Regions from separate parts of the Homo sapiens genome. Here region 1 is linked to region 2. A link is a loop called in an ENCODE intact Hi-C map of the cell type or tissue named here. Cell type or tissue: mammary epithelial cell. All regions are shown on one strand. Each heading gives the region's core, and the rest is flanking DNA. Links, peaks and the distances in the headings are about the cores only. Region 1 overlaps ABHD3 (abhydrolase domain containing 3, phospholipase). Region 2 holds the start of SNRPD1 (small nuclear ribonucleoprotein D1 polypeptide).

Region 1 (12,049 bases), core at 2,277-10,276, 58 kb after region 2:
TGAACCTGTGTATGTAAGCTCCGGCCTTTAGAAAAGCCATGCGTTTATATGATTAAGGGAAAAGTTCAGCTCTCACCCAGTCCTTTAAGGTTCACATTATGGGGGAAAGGAAAGTGACGCTAAACTCCGTCCATTAAGCACAATTCAGAGAGTCTGCGTGGGTTTTCTCCATTGATTGAGATTTCTTCCTTTAGTAGGTCAAGTCAGACCTTCCATGCTAATGGAAGAAATGTATTCTTTTCTTCTTAGTTTTATGTTTATCAGAATCTAAAAAGCTGTGGTTAAAGGCCTGTTTTTTAGAGTCTATCATTTGTAAATGCTGTTCATTATCTTTTTAAAAAAATTAAAATTTTTTTTCTTTTTCACAGCCACTGGCTATAGAAAAATGCTATTCATTTTCAAGTGATTCATGTTCAAGATGTTCTAAAAACTGAAATGACAGATAAACCAATTATAAAATTATGAAAAAATATCATTTTCTATCTTCAGTATTTGCTGATTTAAAAAACTAGTTTTGGACAATGGCTTCAGGAATCTAAAAGCTTAGTAAAATTCCCGATAATAAAAATTTTGGATTTCCTTAAGCTCACCATCACTAGAACAACCAAAAAAAAAAACCCCAAAAACAATTAGTAGAAATAAGCCTAAATAGGAAAGTTCCAAATAAGCCCCAAAGTAATTGCAAGCAGCACAAATGACAATATCCGTATGCTTAAAATAACAGCTGGAGTAGGGGGTTAACAAAATTTCAGTTTCTAGGAGAGCACTCCACAGTAGTTCCATTTGCCCAGCAACAAAACAAAACAAAACAAAATACCACCTGGGGAAAAATAATTTTGAAGGCCACTGCAGCTGGAGAGAGCAATAAGTGATTATTTCTGTAACTGGAGTGATGAAAGTCATGCTACAAGTTCAGCTTCAGAACGCAGCTCCAGGGATGGCTGGGAGTGCGTCAGGAATCAGAAGGTCAACATGGCAGCCGGTGAGTGATGCAATCGACTTCATGGGCTTCAGACAAACCTTCAGGCTCACAAAATCCGCAGTCACAGAGACCCGTAGTTAAGAAAAATATTAAAATTCACCTGAATTAATTCTTTCCTTCCTTCGTTCATTCAATCAACCGCATTTAATAAAATATGATAAACATAATCAGACATTTATTTAAAAAGTGTCCATACAGCTAGCTTATAGTCCTCTCAAAGAGACAGCCAATAAAATAGCTTCCCTCTCAGAGATTATTTTAGAAAGGGAAAACCTTACCCTCCCATTGAAACCCCTGCTGCCAGGAAAGGAGCAGAAGGGTACAGGCTGTGTACATGGTGAATAACTGTCTCCAAGTCTTCAGTGTTAGCACAACAATAAGTCCTTGGCGTCTGGAAGTAGTGACAAGTAAAGCACAAAAATTACAATGTGAGGTTAATGATTTGTAAAATGCAGAAATGTAAACAGGAGCAAGGAGTCATACATATGAGAAAATAACCTTTGTTTGCACATACTGTAGTATTAATAATTTATCATTTTCCTGTCTTGCAGCGCACATACATGCCATTTAAAGTCAGCACAGTTAGAGTTGGCACTAACAAAAAGACCATGAACATGCAAGGAAGGCTTGATGCAGATGGGGCAAGACCAATACAAATACCTTCAATTAAACAAAGTACCATACTCAAACGTGTCTCCAACTTAACCAGAGCAGTTTAGGAAAAAAAGCAGAGAACTGTGCTTTCTATTAAACAAAAAACAACCTGTACCCTCAAAGACAAAATAACCTTTTTTTTTGTTTGTTTTGGAAAGACAGAGTCTTGCACTGTCACTCAGGCTAGATTGCAGTGGCATGATCACAGCTCACTGCAGCCTCGACCTCCCAGGCTCAAGCAATCCTCTGACCTTAAACTCCCAAGTAGCTGGAACCACAGGTATAGGCCACCACAAACAGATTTTTAAAAAAATGTTTTGTAGAGACAGGGGGGTCTTGCTATGTTGTCCAGGTTGGTCTTGAACTCCTGGGTTACAGTGATTCACCTGCTTTGGCCCCCCAACGTGTTGGGATTATAGGTGTGAGCCTGTGCCTGGCCCAAAGTAACTTTAAAAATATTATTATTTTTGAGATGGAGTTTTGCTCTGTTGCCCAGGCTGGAGTGCAGTGATGTGATCTCGGCTCACTGCAACCTCTGCCTCCCAGGTTCAAATGATTTTCCTGCCTCACTCCCCTGAGTAGCTGGGATTACAGACACCCACCACCATGCCCGGCTAATTTTTGCATTTTTAGTAGAGATGGGGTTTCACCATGTGGACCAGGCTGATCTTGAACCCCTGACCTCAAGTGATCCGCCTGCCTCAGCCTCACAAAGTGCTGGGATTACAGGTATGAGCCACCACGTCTGGCCAAAAAAAATTTTTTTGAGACATGGTCCTGCTCTGTTTCTAGGCTGGAGTGCAATGGTATGATCACAGCTCACTGTAGCCTCGACTTCCTTGTTCAAGTGCTCCTCCTGCTTCAGCCTCCTGAGTAGCTGGGACTATAGGCATGCACCACCATGCCTGGCAAATTTTTTATTTTTTTGTAGAGACAGGATCTTGCTATGCTGCCCAGGCTGGTCTCAAATTCCTGAGTTTAAGTAATCCTCCCATCTTGGCCTCCCAAGTAAAATCATTATTTATTAAAAAACAAACAAGCAGCCAGGCGCAGTGGCTCACACCTGTAATCCCAGCACTTTGGGAGGCCAAGGCAGGTGGATCATGAGCTCAGGAGATGGAGATCCTGGCTAAAACAGCGAAACCCTGTCTCTACTAAAAATACAAAAAATTAGCCAGGTGTGGTGGTGGGCGCTGTAGTCCCAGCTACTCAGGAGGCTGAGGCAGGAGAATGGCGTGAACCCGGGAGGTGGAGCTTGCAGTGAGCTGAGATCACGCCACTGCACTCCAGTCTGGGTGACAGAGTGAGACTCCATCTCAAAAAAAAAAAAAAGCAAAAGGGGCTTTTCAATAGTGTACCCCAAATCCCCAAAATTTTAAATTGTAGCTCATTTCTAACTGGGGAACTGTTTTCTCCACCTTGAGTGCTGTCTGCCAATGAAAGAGTATGGTTTCCTAGTGCTGTCTTCACTCTAGATAAAGCAATCTACGGTCTAATTTATTAACTGAATATTTTCTTTTATTTTTAAATTTATTTTTATTTTATTTATTTTTTTTGAGATGGATTCTTGCTCTGTCGCCCAGGCTGGGGTGCAGTGGCACAATCTCAGCTCACTAGTACCCCTCTGCCTCCTGGGTTCAAGCAATTCTCCTGCCTTAGCTTCCTGAGTAGCTGGGACTGCAGGTGTGCACCAGCTAATCTTTATTTTATTTTATTTTTGAGACACAGTCTCGCTCTGTTGCCAGGATGGAGTGCTGTGGCGCGATCTTGGCTCACTGCAACCTCTGCCTCGCGGGTTCAAGCGATTCTCCTGCCTCAGTCTCCTGAGTAGCTGGGACTACAGGTACGTACCACCACGCCTGGCTAATTTTTGTATTTTTAGTAGAGATGGGGTTTCACCATGTTGGCCAGGCTGGTCTCTAACTCCTGACCTCATGATCTGCCCGCCTTGGCCTCCCAAAGTGCTAGGATTACAGGTGTGAGCCACCGTGCCCGGCCTATTTTTTTTGAATTTTTAGTAGAGACAGGATTTCACCATGTTGGCCAGGCTGGTCTGGGACTCCTGACCTCAAATGATCTACCCGCCCTGGTTTCCCACAGTGCTGGGATTACAGGCGTGAGCCACTGTGCCTGGCCAAACATTTTCTTTTCTAATAGTATGTATATACAGATAGCCTCAGCTGTACTACACTGCAGTAGACACTTAAAATATTAAAATATGTAAAGTTGACCATGCTTCAATATATAACACATTTAAACACATGGTTTTCATGTGAATGTCATCAATAAGGGCTCTGTTTATAGCAGAAAAGCATCACGGATGCTTCACTTGAGATCTGGGAGGAGGGGGCAATCCTCTCGGTAGAATATATGTGAGTGTGTGTGTCAGAATTAAGTATATGTGCGAAAAAATAACCAGAAATTTAATAACAAGGAGAGGAATCTGGTAACATTACTCTAAGAAAACATGGAAACTAGTTATCTACACCACCCAATTTCACTATGTCAATTAACCATGATCATGCTAGGAAAGTTTTGTATCACCCACTGTTCAATCACTAATGAGTAGCCTGAGAAAATTACATTTTTTTTTTTTTTTGAGACAAGTCTCGCTCTGTCGCCCAGGCTGGAGTGCAGTGGTGCGATCTCGGCTGACTGCAAGCTCTGCCTCCTGGGTTCACACCATTCTCCTGCCTCAGCCTCCCATGTAGCTGGGATTACAGGCGCCCACCACCACACCCTTTTTTTTTTTTTTTTTTTTTTTTTTTGAGACGGAGTTTCCCTGCTGTTGCCCAGGCTGGAGTGCAATGGCGAGATCTCGGCTCACCGCAACCTCCGCCTCCCAGGTTCAAACAATTCTCCTGCCTCAGCCTCCCGAGTAGCTGAGATTACAGGCCTGCACCACTATGCCTGGCTAATTTTGTATTTTTAGTAGAGATGGGGTTTCTCCATGTTGAGGCTGGTCTTGAACTCCTGACCTCAAGTGATCCGCCCGCCTCAGCCTCCCAAAGTGCTGGGATTACAGGCGTGAATCACCGCGCCCAGCCGAAAATTATAATTTTTAACAATTGCCTCAATTAAACTCATCCCTAAAACACAGCCTATTCCCTACTGGCATCTTTTGGAATCTGCAAACATGACTCTCTGAAAGAAAAACGTTAACCTGACAATATTTCCGATGGCTAACATTTATTGGATCATTAAATTTGTGTCCACAAAACCCTGAGGAAGATCCCAGTGTATCTATTTTATAAATGAGGAAACTGAATTTAGAGAGGTTAAATAACTCCTGTAACATCTTAACAGCTACTAACTGACTATGCTCCGACACTTAAAAAAAATACTTTTTGATTGAATGCACGTCAATCACAAGGGGCGGGGGGCACAAATTCAACGTAAAATCTAAATAGAAAATATCTTCTAGTGGCCAGGGGTGGTGGCTCACTCCTGGAATTCCAACACTTTGGGAGGCTGAGGCTGGTGGATCACCTGAGGTCAAGAGTTCGAGACCAGCCTGACCAACATGGTGAAACCCCATCTCTACTAAAAATACAAAAATTAGCCGGGTGTGGTGGCAGGCACGTGTAGTCCCAGCTACTCAGGAGGCTGAGGCAGGAGAATGGCACGAACCCAGGAGGCAGAGCTTGCAGTGAGCCGAGATCACACCACTGCACTCCACCCTGGGCAACAAAGCAAGAATCTATCTCAAAAAAAAAAAAAAAAAAAAGAAAGAAAAAGAAAAGAAAATATCTTCTACTATGCTCATTCATAGTGACTTCAGAATTTGTCATGAGAACCTGGGTGATGAAATCATCCTTACTCAGCATTTTTATTGCAGGTGAGTCTATTCACACTGCACAGCTTTAAAATTTCTGAATTATTTATGAATAGTCCCCAATATATATTCTTATTATATAGGCTTTAACTATATGTGTATATGTAAGAATGCATACATATAGACACATACAGAGTTAGGGCATAAGAAAAATGCCCTAAGGAAAATTGCTAGGATCACAGAATCTTTGTGTCAAAAGGACCATAGATGTCACTTGGTTCCTTATTTACACATAAGGAAATTAAGGCCTGGCAAGGTTGAGTAATTTGCCAAAGGTCACAAAGTAGCAGAGCCTGCGTTATATGTTTGTAATAAGAACCTAATTCTTGTAAAGCACCAGGGTTCCATGAGGTATACAGTGAATAAATCATTATCTGGTACCCTCAGATATAGGGGCTGATTTTTCCCTAAACGTTTTTCTCCAAATAGATTGCATTAAGATCAACACTGATAATATTGCCAATGAAGGAGTGTGGATTTCTGGCACTGCCTTCATTCTAGATAAAGCACTATACAATCTGACATATTATTTTCTTTTATAATAGTATAGCCGTATAGCCCCAGCTGTGCTACACTGCAATAGACACTTAAAATGTTAAAATATGTAAAGCTAGGCAGGTGTAGTGGCATATGCCTGTAGTCCCAGGTACTCGGGAGGCTGAGGTGGGCCAATCGCTTGAGCCCAGCAGTTGAGAGCACCCTGGGCAACACAGCAAGACCCCTGTCTCTAAATTAAAAAACAACAACAACAAAAAAAACCCACACCCAAAATTAGCCAGGTGTGGTGGAGGATCACCTGAGACTGGGAGGTAGAGGCTGCAGTGAGCTGTGATCATGACACTGCACTCCAGCCTTGGTGACAGACTGAGACTCTGTCTCAAAATGAGTAAATAAACTATATAAAGCTCCTTATGCCTCAATACATAATGATCCAATGGTAAAGATCGACAGTTTCCAGAACTCTGAGATTCAGCAAATCTAGAACCTTTCCATCATAGTCGGCCTCCTGCTAGCTCCTCCCCTGGCGGCTCTGCTAGCTTTCCATTTCCTACCCAGTCTCTCACTTTTCCCCCAACCCCAAATGCAGGTAGGTATTCATTCCCAAAAGTTTTGTCTTAGGCTTGTATCTGCTTATTTTCTGGTCAATACCCAGTTCTTGAAGCTCTTATCTACTCCCCTATCTTCATCAATCACCTCTCCCCAGTGACTGAACCTAAACCTCCACTGTCACTTTCATCCTCAGCTCCAGATTCAAATTTCCAAGTTCCAGCAGGCAGCTGCCCTGTAATGTTCTACCAGTACTTCAGACTCAACATGCACGAAGATTAACCCATTTTCCTCTTCATGAAAACTCCCAACGCTTCTCCTAACTTCCCATTTCCCTATAAATGGCACTTATATTTTCCTAGTTAAAATTGTGGGCGACATGGCATTCTCCCTCTCCCTTAACTGCACAGCTGATAAACTGCCCAATCCTGTAGCTTCTTCCTCCTCAGTGAAAGGAAACTCCTCTCGAGTACAGGGCTGGTAAGTTGGATTCTCTCAAAAGGGGCCCTGAAGCAAGGATGTGAGTGCCAGCAGTTCATATGGAAGGCGACACCAGGAAGCACCCGCGGGAGAGTGGCAGAGTGAGTCAGGAAAGGCAGGAAGTCAATAAGAAAATGATACCAGGCAGTTTATGGCTGTGGGCAACTGGGACTCAAGTCCTTGGGATAGTCTGGGAGACTGTTGAACAAGGCTTACAATGATCCCCACTGAGTGGCAAATGAGCTATTTATCCACCAATTCCCTTTTAGCCACTGGTTGAAGCCTATCCTGGAGGATGTTAACGCCCCGGTACTTCTGGTCTGCCCTAAGTGCAGTTCCAGCAGGCTCCGATGGCTAGAGAAGGCCCCCAGTCACAGAGATGCAGGAAGCCCTCAAAAAGGCATACGTGGGAATGGTAAGTGCCAAGGGGGTAAGGATGTAGCACCAGCTGTCTTTGCTACAAGGCCTTTTTGCCTCTCACCTGGACTGCCACAAAACTGGTTAACTCCCAGTTTTTCTTGATAATCATTCATAATCCTACATCATTAATCTACACTATCAGATTAATCTTCCTAATGAACACTTGCAGCTGTAATCATGACAGTCTTTCTGCTTAAAATTTCTCATTAGCTTTTCACTGCCTACTGAATTAAGCCTCTGCCAAGCATTCAAGACTTTCCACAATATGACGCCGAGCAATCCTTCCAGCTCTGTATTTTATTATTTCTCCAAATGTACAGATGCAGACCAATGGGATACTGTTCTCTTGCCTGCTAGGCCCCTTAATATCCTTGCCACCTGTGACCTTCACCTGCCTGGTGTCCTTCTCTGTCAACCTTGCCTGTTGAAATTGTGCATGGAATAAATGTCACAAGAAGGCTGGGCATGGTAGCTCATACCTGTAATCCCAGCACTTTGGGAGGCTGAGGAGGGTGGATCACTTGAGGTCAGGAGTTCGAGACCAGTCTGAACAACATGGTGAAACCCCCTATCTACCAAAAAATACAAGTTAGCCAGGTGTGGTGGCACATGCCTGTCATCCCAACTACTTGGGAGGTTGAGGTGGGAGGATTGCTTGAACTCGGGAAGCAGAGGTTGCAGTGAGCCAAGATCGTGCCACTGTACTCCAGCCTGGGTGACAGAGTTAGACCCTGTCTCAAAAAAATAAATAAATGTCACAACAGGTGAGACTTGGCCCCTGTCCTTTAGGACCTCACAGCTGTTCTCAATCCTGCTAATTGCCCTGTCCAGCCTGCTCCATGCCCTATCCCATGTGAGTCTCTATCACTGTCTTTTCACCTCTAGCTTTGTTAATAAACCCTTGTCAAACTGAACTGACACACAGGACTAAAAGGGAGGAGACCTGATTAACTAATAAGTTCTGATATACACAACTATGCAGTTCTATCGCACAGCCGCTTGCTGCTTGATGGGTTCCAACAGGAAACATCATCTGTCTTCTTTCTTCACAGGAGCTGAAGTTAGAAATAAGCACAGCCTACAGAACTTGGGACCCATTAAAGAATCACCCAGAATACACAGCAAAGACATTTATGGGGCAGTATATTGAATTGATAGGCTTTGCAGAAACTGTCTCCAGGCCTGAAGATACAACTAGAAGCCTTTTAGACAAAAAACTCTGGTTAAATTCTGTTACTCGGGCTAGTAATGCAACTGGCAGCTATCCTTCTGGTAGATGAAATCACATCTAATCAGAAGAGAGACGAAGGAAGACCTGGGAGGATTCTGCTGGGTGGTGAAACTCCTTCTGGGTGGGATGAGGATGGGAAAAATGTAAAAAATCCAAAAGATATATCACTTCCAGCAGATATTTGGACATAAACATTCAATAAGTTAGAATAATTTGATGATAATTACAAGCCAAGGTTGTTTAAATTATCCAACTGTGACTATGATCAGAGAGCAATGACAGTAATTTATTTATTATCATTATTATTTTTTATAGAAATGAGGTCTCACTATTTTGCTCAGGCTGGTCTCAAACTCCTGGGCTCAAGCAATCCTCCTGCCTCAGCCTCCCAAAGTATTGGGATTACAGGCGTGAGCCACCATGCCTGGCCAACAACAGTAATTTAATGGCTGAAAGAGGTTAGTTTTAAAAGATGCATTGAAGAGAATGAAATATCATTAATTACTATTATTCATATATAATAGAAAAACAATAAAGCATATATTTTATATTTACCTATGGACTACATCTAATTTATCCTTCTTAATCAACTAAGGGCTTCTTAAAAGCTGACAAGCTGATTTCTCCTGACAGTTTTCTTGTACCAGATTTAGAAAATCTGTTTCAGAATTTAAAATTCTTTTCATTAAAAAAACAATTTTTGACCTAGACTCAAATTTTAAAATTCCCTCTGTTAATCAGGTAGCCAGACTCTCCCTAGCTATTCTTGGAGGAGATTAATTTGCTACTCTGCAGTGGAAGCCATAACTCAGAATCCTTCTCTTTCAGGGCTGGGGTTACCGCACTTCCAATGCTGAACTAAGCTATCGAGAATTTTAGTTTTCTGTCCAGCAAAGTGAAATCTGAAAAAGACACACGAATGCCTGGTAAAAAAATCATTTACGTTTCATATTAACTGTAATGTTTGATGATCATCAGGATCTTAGAATATTTCATTGAGTATTCCTCTCTCAAGTACTTAATGATTTGCACTCAAATATTGGATAAGATGCATTTAAATGAAGTCTGTGATTCCTGTGTGGATGTGGGCCTCCCCAAGAGGAACAATGCTTTTAAAATAGGACTAATTATGCTCCTTAATTGATCTCTACAGTGTGATGTGGTTTTCATTCCACCCATCCCCTGTCCAGTACCTAACAAATTGCCTAAGTTGTCCCTAGGAAAATTGATTTTATTTTTGGAATATGAGTTAATTAAATAATGAGTCAGACAGAAGAAAAATTACTTGCACATAAATAAAACCAGCAGTTTAATGAACCATCATTTCACCCAGTCATTGATAGACATATTAAATGACCATTGTCTAAATTTGCCTGGGAGTTTGCTAATTTTAAAAATCAACTACCCATAAAACAAAGGGCCCCAGGAAATATCCTGGCCAGCTTTGAGGCTGGCCTCTGTGTCACATTCCTGCCAGCGCTCCAGATGGCAGCCGTGCATGCTCATGATGTCAGGTTATACAAGCTACACCAATAAATGAGCAGTTTTGTTAGTGGCTTAGAGCAGGTCAGCCAGGAATTATTTTCAGTCCAGGCTCCTAAGAGGCAAATCTCGTGACTCACCTGGGTCATGGAGGCTATCACATGCAGGACTACTCATCACCTCCCAGGGATTTTCAGCCCTGTTTGTACATTAGACTCACCAAGAAGTGTTTATTTAAAATAAATTACAGATACCTGGACTCCACCCTTGACCAAATGAATCAGAATCTCTGGGGGATGGGGTTCAGGGATCAATATTTTTTGAGATGGAGTTTCGCTCTTGTTGCCCAGGCTGGAGTGCAGTGGCACGATCTCAGGTCACCGCAACCTCCGCCTCCCAGGTTCAAGCGATTCTCCTGCCTCAGCCTCCGAGTAGCTGGGATTACAGACATGCACCACCACACGCTTGGCTAATTTTGTATTTTTAGTAGGGACGGGGTTTCTCCATGTTGGTCAGGCTGGTCTGGAACTTCCGACCTCAGGTGATCCACCCGCCTTGGCCTCCTAAAGTGCTGGGATTGCAGGCGTGAGCCACCGCGCCCAGCTGTTTTTTGTTTTGTTTTGTTTTTTGTTTTTTTGAGACAGCATCTTGCTCTGTCACCCAGGCTGGAGTGCAGTGGCAGTCTCGGCTCACTGCAACCTCCGCCTCCTGGGTTCAAGCAATTCTCCTTCTTCAGCCTCCTGAGTAGCTGGGATTAGAGGCACCTGCCACCATGCCTGGCTAATTTTTGTAGTTTTAGTAGAGAAGGGGTTTCACCATGTTGGCCAAGCTGGTCTCAAACTCCTGGCCTCATGCAATCCACCCGCCTCGGCCTCTCAAGTGCTGGGATTATAAGTGTGAGCCATCACACCTGGCCAGGGATCAGTATTTTTCAATGCTTCCCAGGGGACTCTAATGGGTGGCCAGAGTTGAGAACCTCTGCAACAAGAGAATAAGTAGGGTGAGAGCTAAGCCAAGGAGGATGCTGCAGTGGTAAGAATGGTAAAACCTTTCTTGAGTGACTTGGGAGAAGGGAAATCCAGTTCTATATGGGTCTGAACTCTTGGATTCCTTGAAGTGTATGGGGAAGTACTCCCAAACATCTCATACCTTACAGGATCACCTGACACATATTAAGCATGATACCTAGCTATTAAATTATTATTTCTAAAACTCTTCCATTATTCAACAAAACATTCTTTCTTTTATTTTGAACTTTTTTTTTTTTTTTTGAGCTAGGTTCTTGCTCTGTTGCCCAGGCTGCAGTGCAGTGGCATGATCATGGCTCGCTGCAGCCTCAACCTCCTGGGCTCAAGCGATCCTCCTGCCTCAACCTCCTGAGTAGCTGGGACTACAGGCACGTGCCACCATGCCCATATCCAGCTAATTTTTAAATTTTTTGTAGAGACAAGGTCTCATTATGTTGCCCAGGCCTGTCTCCAACTCCTGGGCTCAAGTGATCCTCCTGGCTTGGCCTCCCAAAGTGCTGGGATTACAGGTGTGAGCCACCACACCTGGTCACAATCTTCTACGTTTAAAATTTTTGTTATTATTGGACTGCACCTATCAATGTTGGGAGAAAATTCTCAAGGATTAAATGTGTTCACACCTACACCTGGCTGAGACCAGCCTTCCTGGGTTGTTATATAGAGGAAGGTAAGGGGAGCAGGAACAGGTTATTTTTGAAGCATTTAGGAAAGGGCCGACTTGGGTGCAACAATATGTCCAGTAGGGAGGTACTGCATGTGAGAAAGGCACTGCCTGAAGGTAGAAGTTTGAAACTGAATTGTGCCTTGGCTGGCCCTGACCTCTATACCCCTCCTCCCTCTGGCTATCAGGGAGGTCCTTTAATCCTTTCTAAATGCCTTCTTCAGAAAAT
Region 2 (12,049 bases), core at 2,347-10,346:
GGGACATCTTTGATTGTTTCAGCTTTGATGTGTACCAGTGCTAGAAATAAACGCTATAACCTAGATGACACATCGTGGTGCTCAACATTATAGTTACATAAGTGGTGAAGGTCTTTTTCACACCCCCTACAGCAAGAATTAAAAGACCATGTTCTCCTGCTGAACTCAAAACCATGAATGTAATTTCCTGGACTTGTTTAAATTGCTTGTTTCCTTACTGACTCTAAATTGCAGTATATACTTTTCTGCCTTTGCTTATCAGTAGGATGTCTACTTCTGAAAACTAATAATGGAATAGTTGCATTGCTCCATGTATTATTTTCCCATTTCCTTGTTCCTTTTCTGTCTTGTGACCAATCTAAATGCCTGCAATAGATAAAGCCTCTGCCAAATCACAGAGGACAGGACAATCTCACTTTCAGATTAATCCTCCTGCTAGCAGGAAATTAAGGCATTATTTGTTGCCCCACTCTTGTTGACTTTATTTCAGGACTCTTTGATGGTTTTATGCTATGAGAAAGTAAAAATCCTAAAAAATTTTTGAGCTAGAAAATAAAAAGTACAGCAATTTAGGATAAATCAACTGACAATGACATTTCAATTTGCCATCTGGGAGACACATCACTACCATACAAATAATAATGCTGGCCCCACATACTTGAGAGGGGATGAGTAGGTGTTAGCCAGATTAAAGAACTGTATGTATGAAAGACTGGAGAGGAAGTAAGCTTGATGAATTGCAAGAACTCCATTTTTGTTTTTCTTTTTTTCTGAGATGGAGTCGCACTCTGTCACCCAGGCTGGAGTGCAGTGGTGCGATCTCGGCTCACTGGAACCTCCACCTCCTGGGTGCAAGTGATTCTCCTGCCTCAGCCTCCCAAGTAGCTGGGACTACAGGCACCCACGACCACACGCAGCTAATTTTTTGTATTTTTAGTAGAGACGGGGGTTCACCATGTTGTCCAGGCTGGTCTCAAACTCCTGACCTCCCATGATCTGTCTGCCTCAGCCTCCCAAAGTGCTGGGATTACAGGCGTGAGCCACCACGCCCAGCCCCAAATATTCTTATACTATTGAGGGGAAAGGGGATGGCTTAAGAAGTAGGCAGGCCCCTGTCAACCTAAAAGGAAGAGGCTGAAACACAAAATGTGATTTAAAGAGTTTACTTGAGCCAAAGTGAGGACAGCTGCCCGGAAGACTCAGACACAAGTAAATTTGAATACGAGCTCCTTTTGGCCTTTGTTACAAGCAGGTTTTTAAAGGCAAAAAACCTGGACAGGGAGTGAGCTGATAGAAAGTTGTTTTTCAAGAATTATCATTGGCTTACAGAAATAACATTGATTAGTGATTGACTATGCATTGTTAAGCTATAGAGTATGGGGTTTAGTGTCTGGTGTGGCATTAGTAGGTAATTTATAGCTACTTGTAATAATAGTGAACAGTTTTGTGTGTGTGTGTGTGTGACCGGGTCTGGCTTTGTCGCCCAGGCTGGAGTGCAGTAGCACCATCTCAGCTCATTGCAGCCTCCACCTGCCTCAGCCTCCCGAGTAGCTGGGACCACAGACGTGCACCACCATGCCCAGCTATTTTTTTTTTTTTTGTATTTTTAGTAGAAACTTGGGGTCTCAACATATTGCCCAGGCTGGTCTTGGACTTCTGAGCTCAAGGGAGGCTCCCATCTTGGCCTCCCAAAGTGCTGGAATTACAGGTGTGAGCCACCAGGCCCGGCCACAAACAGTTTCAATAGATGAATGAGACGTGTGTCTCATTTTAATGTTTCTCTGGGCTTGATAAAGTTAAAAAACTCTGATTCATCAAATACAAGTTATTTTCTTTTATCAGCCCAAAGTAGGAGGGGCCTTCAAGATAATAGAGAGGAGTACCCCATGCTCAGTACTGGGGATACTGCAGAGAACAATACATTCAAGTCTCCTTCCTCATGGAGCATGCATCCTAATAGAAGAGGCATTCAGTTATTATTTTTTTTTCTTTTTTTTTTTTTTTTTTCCAGATGGAGTCTCGCTCTGTTGCCCAGGCTGGAGTGCAGTGGCGCCATCTCGGCTCACTGCAAGCTCCGCCTCCGGGGTTCACACCATTCTCCTGCCTCAGCCTCCCGAGTAGCTGAGACTACAGGCGCACGCCCGGCTAATTTTTTTGTATTTTCAGTAGAGATGGGGTTTCACCATGTTAGCTAGTATGGTCTCGATCTCCTGACCTCGTGATCTGCCCGCCTCGGCCTCCCAAAGTGCTGGGATTACAGGCATGAGCCACCGCGCCCGGCCTATTATTTTTTTTTTTTTGAGACAGAGTCTCACCTTGTTGCCCAGGCTGGAGTGCAGTAGCACGATCTTGGCTCACTGCAACCTCTGCCTCCCAGGTTCAAGCCATTCTCCTGCCTCAGCCTCCTGAATAGCTGGAATTACAGACGCCCGCCACCACACTCGGCTAATTTTTGTATTTTTAGTAGAGACAGGGTTTCACCATGTTGGCCAGGCCTGTCTCGAACTCCTGACCTCAGGTGATCCGCCCACCTGGGCCTCCCTAAATGCTGGGATTACAGGTGTGAGCCACTACGCCCAGCCGAGGCATTTAGTTATTTCACAAATATTTATTGAGGACATATCAACAAAGCATTATTTTAGATGCTGGAGGTGCTGCAGTCAACAGAAAAGACATAATTCCCTGCTTTCAGTTTGCAATCTTGTATCTGACAATAAATAAGTAAATAATTAAATGCTAAGAAGGAAACAAATATGGTCCTCAAAAAACACTGTGCAATCACACTTTCTATGATGATGGAAATATTCATATATCTGCATTGTTCAAAAGGGTAGCCATAGACACATATGAGTATTTGAAATGTAGTTACTAGGCCAGGCATGGTGGCTCACGCCTGTAATCCCAGCACTTGAGGAGGCCGAGGAGGGTGGATCACAAGGTCAGGAGTTCAAGGCCAGCCTGGCCAAGGTGGTGAAACCCTGTCTCTACTAAAAATACAAAAATTAGCCGGATGAGGTGGCGGGCCCCTGTAATCCCAGCTACTTGGGAGACTGAGGCAGAGAATTGCTGGAACCCAGGAGGTGGAGGTTGCAGTGAGCTGAGATGGAGCCACCGCACTCCAGCCTGGGTGATGGAGCAAGACTCCATCTCGAAAAAAAAAAAAAGAAATGCAGTTACCAAAATTGAGGAGCTGAATTTTTTTTTTTTTTTTTTTTGAGATGGACCCTTGCTCATCGCCCAGGCTGGAGTGCAGAGGCGTGATCTCGGCTCCCTGCAAACTCCACCTCCCAAGTTTCAGCAATTCTTCTGCCTCAGCTTCCCGAATAGCTGAGACTACAGGCATGCACCACCATGCCCGGCTAATTTTTTTGTATTTTTAGTAGAGATGGGGTTTCACCATGGTGGCCAGGATTGTCTTGATCTCTTGACCTCATTCATGATCCACCTGCCTCGGCCTCCCAAAGTGCTGGGATTACAGGCATGAGCCACTACACCTGGCCTGAGGAGCTGAATTTTTAAATTTTATTTAATTTTTTTCATTTTTGAGATAGGGTCTTCCTGTGCTGCCCTGGCTGGCCTCAAACTCCTGGGCTCCAGTGATTCTCCTGCCTCAGCCTTCCAAGTAGCTGAGACTATAGGCATGCACTGCAGGGCTGGCTATTTAATTCTAAATAGCAACATTCAGGCAGTATTCATTATCTAGGGGCTCATTGATGTCATCACAGGTTTTAGTTTTTTATAAACTCTGTCCTTGGCTGGGCACAGTGGCTCCCTGTAATCCCAGCACTTTGGGAGGCTGAGGTGGGAGGATCAATTTATTCCCAGGAGCCTAAGGCTACAGTGAGCTAGGATCACACCACTGCACCCCAGCCTGGGCAACAGAGCAAGATCCTGTCTAAATGAACAAACAAACAAAGAAACAAACAACACTATGTCCTGAAATTGGTTCTTCTCCTGGTTGTAAGGAAGTTCCCAACAGCTCCAGGGGTTACTCCCTTTCCATTCACAACAAAAGAAAAGAACATTCCCTCTAAAGGTCCAATTGGATCAACTTAGATCCCAAACCTACTGTGAACAAGTAATGGAATGGAGTATTAAAAGGGTAGAGTCAGCTTTCTTAGGACCACAAGGATCACAAGAAGAATATTAGAAACATTTGGAAAGACAAGGGAATAGATGTTGAGAAGGCAACACACAAATATCCGTTTTAGCCTTGCTACTCAAATTGATGTGTATAGAGTAGGGGCAGCTTCATCAACTGAAGGCTTGTTAGAACTGCAGAATTTCAGGCCCCACAACGATTGAATCAGATTTTCATTTTAAAGTTTCCAGGCTGGGCGTGGTGGCTCAAGCCTGAAATCCCAGCACTTTGGGAGGCCAAGGTGGATGGATCATCTGAGGTCAGGAGTTCGAGACCAGCCGAGCTAACATGGTGAAACCCCATTTCTACTAAAAATACAAAAAATTAGCTGGGCGCAGTAGTGAGTGCCTGTAATCCCATCTACTCAGGAGACTTAGGCAGGAGAATCATTTGAACCCAGGAGGCAGAGGTTGCAGTGAGCTGAGATCGTGCCATTGCACTCCGGCTTGGGCAACAAGAGTGAAACTCCATCTCAAAAATAAATAAATAAATAAATAAATAAATATAAAGTTTTGGCCAGGCGTGGCAAGTCAGTCTCAAACAACAAAAAAAGGGCAATATTTATCAAAGTTTAATGTGTGTAGGACTCACCTGGGGAAACTTTATTTTTTTTAATTTTTATTATTATTATTATTTTTTGAGACGGAGTCTTGCTCTGTCGCCCAGGCTGGAGCGCAGTGGCACAATCTCCACTCACTGCAACCTCCGCCTCCCGGGTTCAAGCAATTCTTCTGCCTCAGCCTCCCGAGTAGCTGGGACTCAGCCTCCCAAGTAGCTGGGACTACAGGCATGCGCCACCACGCCCAGCTAATTTTTGTATTTTTAGTGGAGACGAGGTTTCACCATGTTGGCCAGGATGGTCTCGATCTCTTGACCTCATGATCTGCCCATCTCGGCCTCCCAAAGTGCTGAGATTACAGGCATGAGCCACCATGCCCAGCCGATAAGTATTGTCTTACAATATCTAAGAGTTCTGTTGATCAGCGATGAAGTCTAGGCTAGAGATACAAATCAAAGTCATGGTTTTGGAGGAGATTACCAGGTTAAAAGAAAAAGTATACATAAAAAGACTACAGCCACAAGCCGGGAAACACTGTGACATGTATTGGCTCCATAGGGAAGGAGGAACCAGCTAAGGAGATTTAGAAAGAGTAGTTAGAGGCTGGGCATGGAGGCTCTGGGCCTGTAAACCCAGTACTTTGGGAGGCCACGGCAGTGGAATCTCTTGAGCCCAGGAGTTGGATACTAGCCTGGGCAACATAGTAAGACCTCTTCTCTACGAAATAAAAAATAAAATATTAGCTGGGCATGGTGGCACGCACTTGTGGTCCCAGCTACTGAGAAGGCTGAGGCAGGAGGATAGCTTGAGCCCAGACGGTCAAGGCTGCAGTGAGCCCTGATTGTGCCATTGCACTCCTGCCTGGGCAACAGAGCGAGAAACCCTGTCTATAAACAAAACAAAACAAAGCAAGAGTAGTTAGTAGGATAAGGAAAAAGGCCAGGTGAGCTTGGCATCCTGAAACCCGAAAGAGGGAAGGGGAGTGTTTGTGTTAAATTTTGATGAAGCTCACATACTAAAGAGACAATAATGCCGGGCGCGGTGGCTCACGCCTATAATCCCAGCACTTTGGGAGGCCGAGGCGGGCGGATCACGAGGTCAGGAGATCGAAACCATCCTGGCTAACCCCGTCTCTACTAAAAATACAAAAAAATTAGCCGGGCGTGGTGGCTGGCGCCTGTAGTCCCAGCTACTTGGGAGGCCGAGGCAGGAGAATAGCGTGAACCCGGAAGGCGGAGCTTGCAGTGAGCCGAGATCGCGCCACTGCACTACAGCCTGGGCGACAGAGGGAGACTCTGTCTCAAAATACATACATACGTACGTACATACATACATACATAAAAAGACGATAATTAGCGGGCCATGGTGATGCGCGCCTGTAATCTCAGTTACTGGAGAGGCTGAGGCACGAGAATGGCTTGAAACCGGGAGGCAAGGGTTGCAGTGAGCTGAGATCGCGCTACTGCACTCCGGCCTGGGCGACAGAGTGAGACTCCATCTCAAAAAAATAAAAAATATATATATTTTGATGAGATGTTGAGAAAGATGAAGACTGAAAAGTTTGTCTTATAGATTGGAACTTAAAGTGAAAATAATCTGCTACATTGTGGATTTTATTTTTATTATTATTATTTTTTGAGACGGAGTCTCGCTCTGTTGCCAGGCTGGAGTGCAGTGGCACGATCTCAGCTCACTGCAACCTCCACCTCCTGGGTTCAAGCGATTCTCCTGCCTCAGCCTCCCGAATAGCTGGGACTACAGGCGCGCATCACCACGCCCCGCTAATTTTTGTATTTTTAGTAGAGGCGGGGTTTCACCATGTTGGCCAGAATGGTCTCGATCTCTTGACCTCGCTATCTGCCCGCCTCGGCCTCCCAAAGTGCTGGAATTACAGGCTTGAGCCACAGCGCCTGGCCCATTGTGTGATTTGCTTCAGGTACAGTAAGCAATGCTAGGTTCCTGGTGTTGGAACAGAATCAGCATAAGACTTTGGGCTTCTCTAAGACCTTCTTTCCGTTCAGTGAGGAATTTGTATTAGGTGCTGCACTCACAGTGCCCTGCTGTTCAGAAACGTGATGGTGACAGTACTTTTTTTTTTTTTTTTTTTTTTTGGGAGACGGAGTTTCGTTCTTGTTGCCCAGGCAGGAGTGTAGTGGTGCGATCTCCGCTCACTGCAGCCTCCGCCTCCCGGGTTCAAGCGATTCCCCTGCCTCAGCCTTCCGAGTAGCTGGGATTACATGCGCCCGCCACCACGCCCAGCTAATTTTTTGTCTTTTTAGTAGAGACGGGGGTTTCACCCTGTTGGCCAGGCTGGTCTTGAACTCCTGACCTCAGGTGATACCCCCGCTTCGGCCTCCCAAAATGCGACAGTCCTATTAATTGGATTTAATCTCTTCGAATCTCCCTCTCTTGTAGGACATTTTTCTCCAAGACCAGCCCTCGATACCCTCAGCCGTCGCAAGGCAACCTCCAGCCGCCAGGGGCCGCAGTCGCGCTCCTCGCGGCCGGAAGAGAGTGCGGCCCAGCGCAGCCTCGGCGTTTCCGCCATGCGCCTGCAGTGCTCCGCGCGCTCTTGACGTCCGGAGCCCCTGGAGTAGGCGCTTCCGGCCATTCATACTGCAGTCGGTCAGTGTTCGGTTGAAGGATTCTGTGTGCTGTCGGACCCAGAGGGTGACGGCGCCGCTAGGATGAAGCTCGTGAGGTGAGGGAGTGACCAAGCAGCTCTGGGGGCTGTGAAGGGAGGGCTTGGCCCGGAGTCCGGAAGGCTGGGCTCTCCCATTTGCAGGAGGCGGGAAAGCCGCGTGTGCGCGGCCTGCTAACGGCCGGCCTTACTGCGCCCGCAGCTCGTGCTCGGGCCTGGGCTTCCGCCTGGGTCGCTCGCGGATCCCGCGTGTCTTCCAAGAGATTGGTATAAAGGCCGAGCCTTTTCTTCCTGCCTAGTGACTTAGAGGCTTTAAAGATGCAGCGCCTCCTGGGACACATCTCCCTCTTACAGTTACTCATTTTCTTTTTGAGTGGAACTCCCCAGTCCTGCTTAACAGTACTTAGAAAGCTGTATGAGCTTATCTGGAAACAAACCTGTTTGCAAAATATTTTAAATCAGAGAAGGACTTCCGGCTTCACAAGTTTTTGTTTTTTTAAATAAAGATGGTGTCTCACTTTGTTGACCAGGCTGGTCTCGAACTCCTGGGCTCAAGCTTTCTGCCCGCCTCGCCCTTCCAAAGGGCTGAGATTACAGGTTTGAGCCACCGTGCCCGGCCGATTTTTAAGTTTACCTTTTTATCCTCCTTAGATTTGTGATTGATTATTCCACCTCTATTTCCCTTTAAGGTAGGCTTTTTATTTAGGAAAATCTCCCAATATAGGGCAGAAATTATCACAACGTAATTGTGGCTGATTACTCAGATAATATATAGTTCTCCTGTTTTATTTCTTAAGAAATAAATAGACCCTGTCAGTTAGGTGAGTCTTCTGAAAACTTGTTTGCTGATGTGAATAATTCTAAACTACCTGCAAGTAGATTTGGTTTTGGTGTTTTTCCTTGAGACTAAGCCTGGAACAGAGGCAGACGTTTCTAATAGCTAAGCCAGCAATTATAAATATTTAGCTTGTTTTTTTCCTGTTGAGTCAAGGATTGTCAATATCCGCTAAATAGTTATTGGGCACCTGTTACATACTAGGCGCTGGTAATAGGATTTTTTAAAAGGCAGAGTACCTGCCTTGTTGGAGTTTTCTGGTTAGTGGGGATGACAGACAAGTAGATAACGTCTGAAGTAACGTTTGTTTGAAACGTTTTAAATAACACATAAAAGCCTTCAACACTCAGGGAGGAGGCCAGGCGCAGTGGCTCACGTCTGTAATCCCAGCACTTTGGGAGGCCAAGGCGGGTGGATCACTAGGTCAGGAGTTCGAGACCAGCCTGACCAACATGGTGAAACCCCGTCTCTACGAAAATTACAAAAGTTAGTGGGGCGTGGTGGCGCGCGCCTTTAATCCCAGCTACTCAGGAGGCTGAGGCAGGAGAATCGCTTGAACCCAGGCGGCAGAGGTTGCAGTGAGCCGATATCGTGGCACTACGCTCCAGCCTGGGCGACAGAGCGAGACTCCATCTCAAAAAAAAAAAAAAAAAAAAAAAATTATATTCAGGGAGGAGTTGGTACAAAAGACATTTAAGGTTAATTTTTGGTATATTTTTATTTGAACTATAACTTTGGATAGGAAGTCATAGAATTTAAAGTGCATTTTTTAGGCTGGACGTGGTGGCTCACGCCTGTAATCCCAACACTTTGGGAGGCTGAGGCAGGCGGATCGCCTGAGGTCAGGAGTTCAGGACCTGCCTGGCCAACGTGGTGAAACCCATTCTTTCGAAAAAATACAAAAATTAGCCGGGCATGGTGGCGGGCGCCTGTAATCCCAGCTACTCAGGAGGCTGAGGTAAGAGGATCACTTGATCCTGGGAGGTTGCAGTGAGCTGAGATCGCACCACTGCACTCCAGCCTGGGCAACAGAGTGAGACTCGGTCTCAAAAAAAGAAAATTACATTTTTTGAAATTTCTCCATACCTGCCAATCTGAATCTTAATCCACTCATAGTTCAATTTTGTGTAATACACCTTGGATTCCATTTGTTCCCTTTAAAGATACTGCATGTTATGACAATTTTCCAGTAATTTTTAATACCTGTACTGAATCCTGTTTTGTGTCTTAGGTAAAATATAGAAACAAATTTTTTTTCTTACCAGAGAATGTATTTTTCCTCCAGAAAATGATTGTTTGACTAACTGGTTTGCATTTTCAGTAGATTTATTTCTGTATCTCAGTTGGCAGCATTGTCATCCTTATTCTCACTGTCACCCTAACCAAAAACCTGGGAGGTGAGCTTGACTTTTTCTCTCCTGATGTCCTTGACATTTGATACATTGCCAATTTTGCCAGTTTTACCTACTTCATAAAAGTGACCCACATTATCCTGTTTGGTTTTTGGGTTCAAATAGTGTGTTTTATACTGAGGGACACTGTGTTACTATTTGATATCCAAGTTTCACTAAGTGGAAAGAATTCAGACAGTGAAAGATTCATCTGAAAATAATTTGAATCCATTTGGTTCCTGGGCTCAGTTAGGGAGGGATAATTGTGTATTTGTCCTGCCCATAGTAGCCTTTCATTCCAGTCACCACCATTAAGTTCAGGCCCTTTTTATCCCACTCATGGATTTTTGTTTTCCTTCTTTAAGGTAAATATCTTATACAATGAAATGCAGTGTATATTTCCTGCTATTGAAAAATGTAAACACTTTTGTAACCTAAACCCATATCAACAGAAGTAACATTACCAAAACCTCAGACAGTTTCCTCAAGCCTTTCCCAGGCAACCTCTGGCTCCATACCCCTAGATGCAACCAGTTTCTTCCACCAGAAATGAATTTTGCCTGCGCTAGAATTTCATATATTTGGAATCACAAAGTATTTTTGCGTAAAACTTCTTTTAGTTACATGTTTTTGAGATTCATCCACATTGTGAAGTGTATCAGTAATGTGTTCATTTTTATTACTGGATATTAGTGCATTGTGTGTTTGGAAGTTCTGTATTTTAGGCCGGGCGCAGTGGCTCACGTCTGTAATCCCAGCACTTTGGGAGGCCGAGGCGGGTAGATCACCTGAGGTCAGGAGTTTGAAACCAGCCTGACCAACATGGTGAAACCCCATCTCTACTAAAAATACCAAAAAAGTAGCTGGGCATGGTGGCAGGTGCCTGTAATCCCAGCTACAAGGGAGGCTGAGGCAGGAGAATCCCTTGAACCCAGGAGGTGGAGATTGCAGTGAGCTGAGATCACGCCATTGCACTCCAGCTTGGGCAACAGAGCGAGACTCCGTCTCAAAAAAAAAGAAAAAAGAAAAAAAAAGCTCCGTATTTTAAAAAATTACAAGAAAATAAAATAAAAAGTTATGTATTTTGTTTACAACTACGTTGAATATTCTTCAGGTTTTTGGAGGGAAACAAATTTTCGTGGGTAAATACTCGAGTGGAGTTGATGGACTGTAACATAGTTATGTGTTTAGCTTTTTAAGAAATTTCCAGACCATTTTCCAAAGTGGTTGTACCATTTTACACTTCCATTAACAATATATTAGAATAACAATTGGTCCACATCCTCACCAGTATGTGGTGTTGTTTGCTCAGTCTTTAATTTTAGCCATTTTAGTGGGTATGTAGTGGTATCTCCTTAGGGTTTAGTCGGTTTTTTGCTTATTTGTTTGTTTTTGAGGCGGAGTCTCACTCTGTCACCCAGGCTGGAGTGCAGTGGCATGATCTTGGTTCACTGCAAGCTCCGCCTCCTGGGTTCACGCCATTCTCCTGCCTCAGCCTCCCGAGTAGCTGGGACTACAGGCGCCTGCCACCACGCCCGGCTAATTTTTTGTATTTTTAGTAGAGACGGGATTTCACCGTGTTAGCCAGGATGTTCTCAATCTCCTGACCTCGTGATCCGCCCGCCTTGGCCTCCCAAAGTGCTGGGATTACTGGCGTGAGCCACTGCGCCCAGCCCAGAGTTGTAGAAATTAGATCTGTGTCCTGGATACCAGTTCTTTGTCAGATGTGTTTTCTCTCAGTGTGTGGTTTACATGTTCATTTCCTTAATAGTGTCTCTCTTCTTGTAGCTCAGGCTGGAGTACAATTGTGCGATCTCAGCTCACTGCAACCTCTGCCTTCCAGGTTCAAGCGATTCTCCTACCTCAGCCTCCCAAGTAGCTGGGATTACAGGCGCCTGCCACCACGCCTGGCTAATTTTTGTATTTTTAGTAGAGACAGGGTTTCACCATGTTGGTCAGGCTGGTCTCGAACTCCTGACCTTGTGATCCACCCGCCTTGGCCTCCCAAAGTACTGGGATTACAGGCGTGAGCCACCATGCCTGACTGATCGATTTTTATGTATCTGGAACTCTTTAAGTCTTTTTTTTTTTTTTTGAGATGGAGTCTTGCTCTGTTGCCAGACTGGAGTGCAGTGGCGCACTCTCGGCTCACTGCGACCTCCACCTCCCAGGTTCAAGTGATTCCCCTGCCTCAGCCTCCCGAGTAGCTGGGACTACAGGCATGTGCCACTATGCCTGGCTTATTTTTTTTGTATTTTAGTAGAGATGGGATTTCACCACTTTGGCCAGGCTGGTCTCGATCTCCTGACCTTGTGATCTGCCTGCCTTGGCCTCCCAAAGTGCTGGGATTACAGGCGTGAGCCACTGTGCCCAGCCTATATCTGGAACTCTTGGGCTCAAGTGACTATCATCCATCTTGGATTACTTTTGGAAAATGGTGTTAGTGGTCCAGGTTCGTTTTTTTTCTGTATGGATTTCCAGT

Evidence for each region. Peaks named below come from ENCODE experiments on the same cell type or tissue, not always from the same donor. Only the 100,000 strongest peaks of a DNase experiment are listed, where the experiment ranks them.
Region 1: a loop joins it to region 2, with 4 times the contacts of the local background. A loop is called at or near these places in 5 of 110 quality-filtered maps.

The regions. Positions count from the first base shown.
Region 1 is chr18:21,662,858-21,674,906 of GRCh38, forward strand. It overlaps ABHD3 (abhydrolase domain containing 3, phospholipase), which reads right to left. Exons shown (of 9, transcript NM_138340.5): 5 at 1,261-1,373. Among named protein-coding and RNA genes, the nearest start is that of MIR320C1, 15 kb to the right of the region's middle. In mammary epithelial cell, for the core only: a CTCF peak has its summit at 10,147 (motif pointing right); DNase peaks (open chromatin) are centred at 5,424, 7,104 and 10,254; H3K27ac peaks cover 1,837 bases.
Region 2 is chr18:21,605,043-21,617,091 of GRCh38, forward strand. SNRPD1 (small nuclear ribonucleoprotein D1 polypeptide) reads left to right here and starts at 7,272. Exons shown (of 4, transcript NM_006938.4): 1 at 7,272-7,401. The coding sequence starts at 7,388. RefSeq lists a silencer at 7,021-7,070 and an enhancer at 7,331-7,420. In mammary epithelial cell, for the core only: a CTCF peak has its summit at 7,175 (motif pointing right); a DNase peak (open chromatin) is centred at 7,249; H3K4me3 peaks cover 1,902 bases; H3K27ac peaks cover 1,811 bases.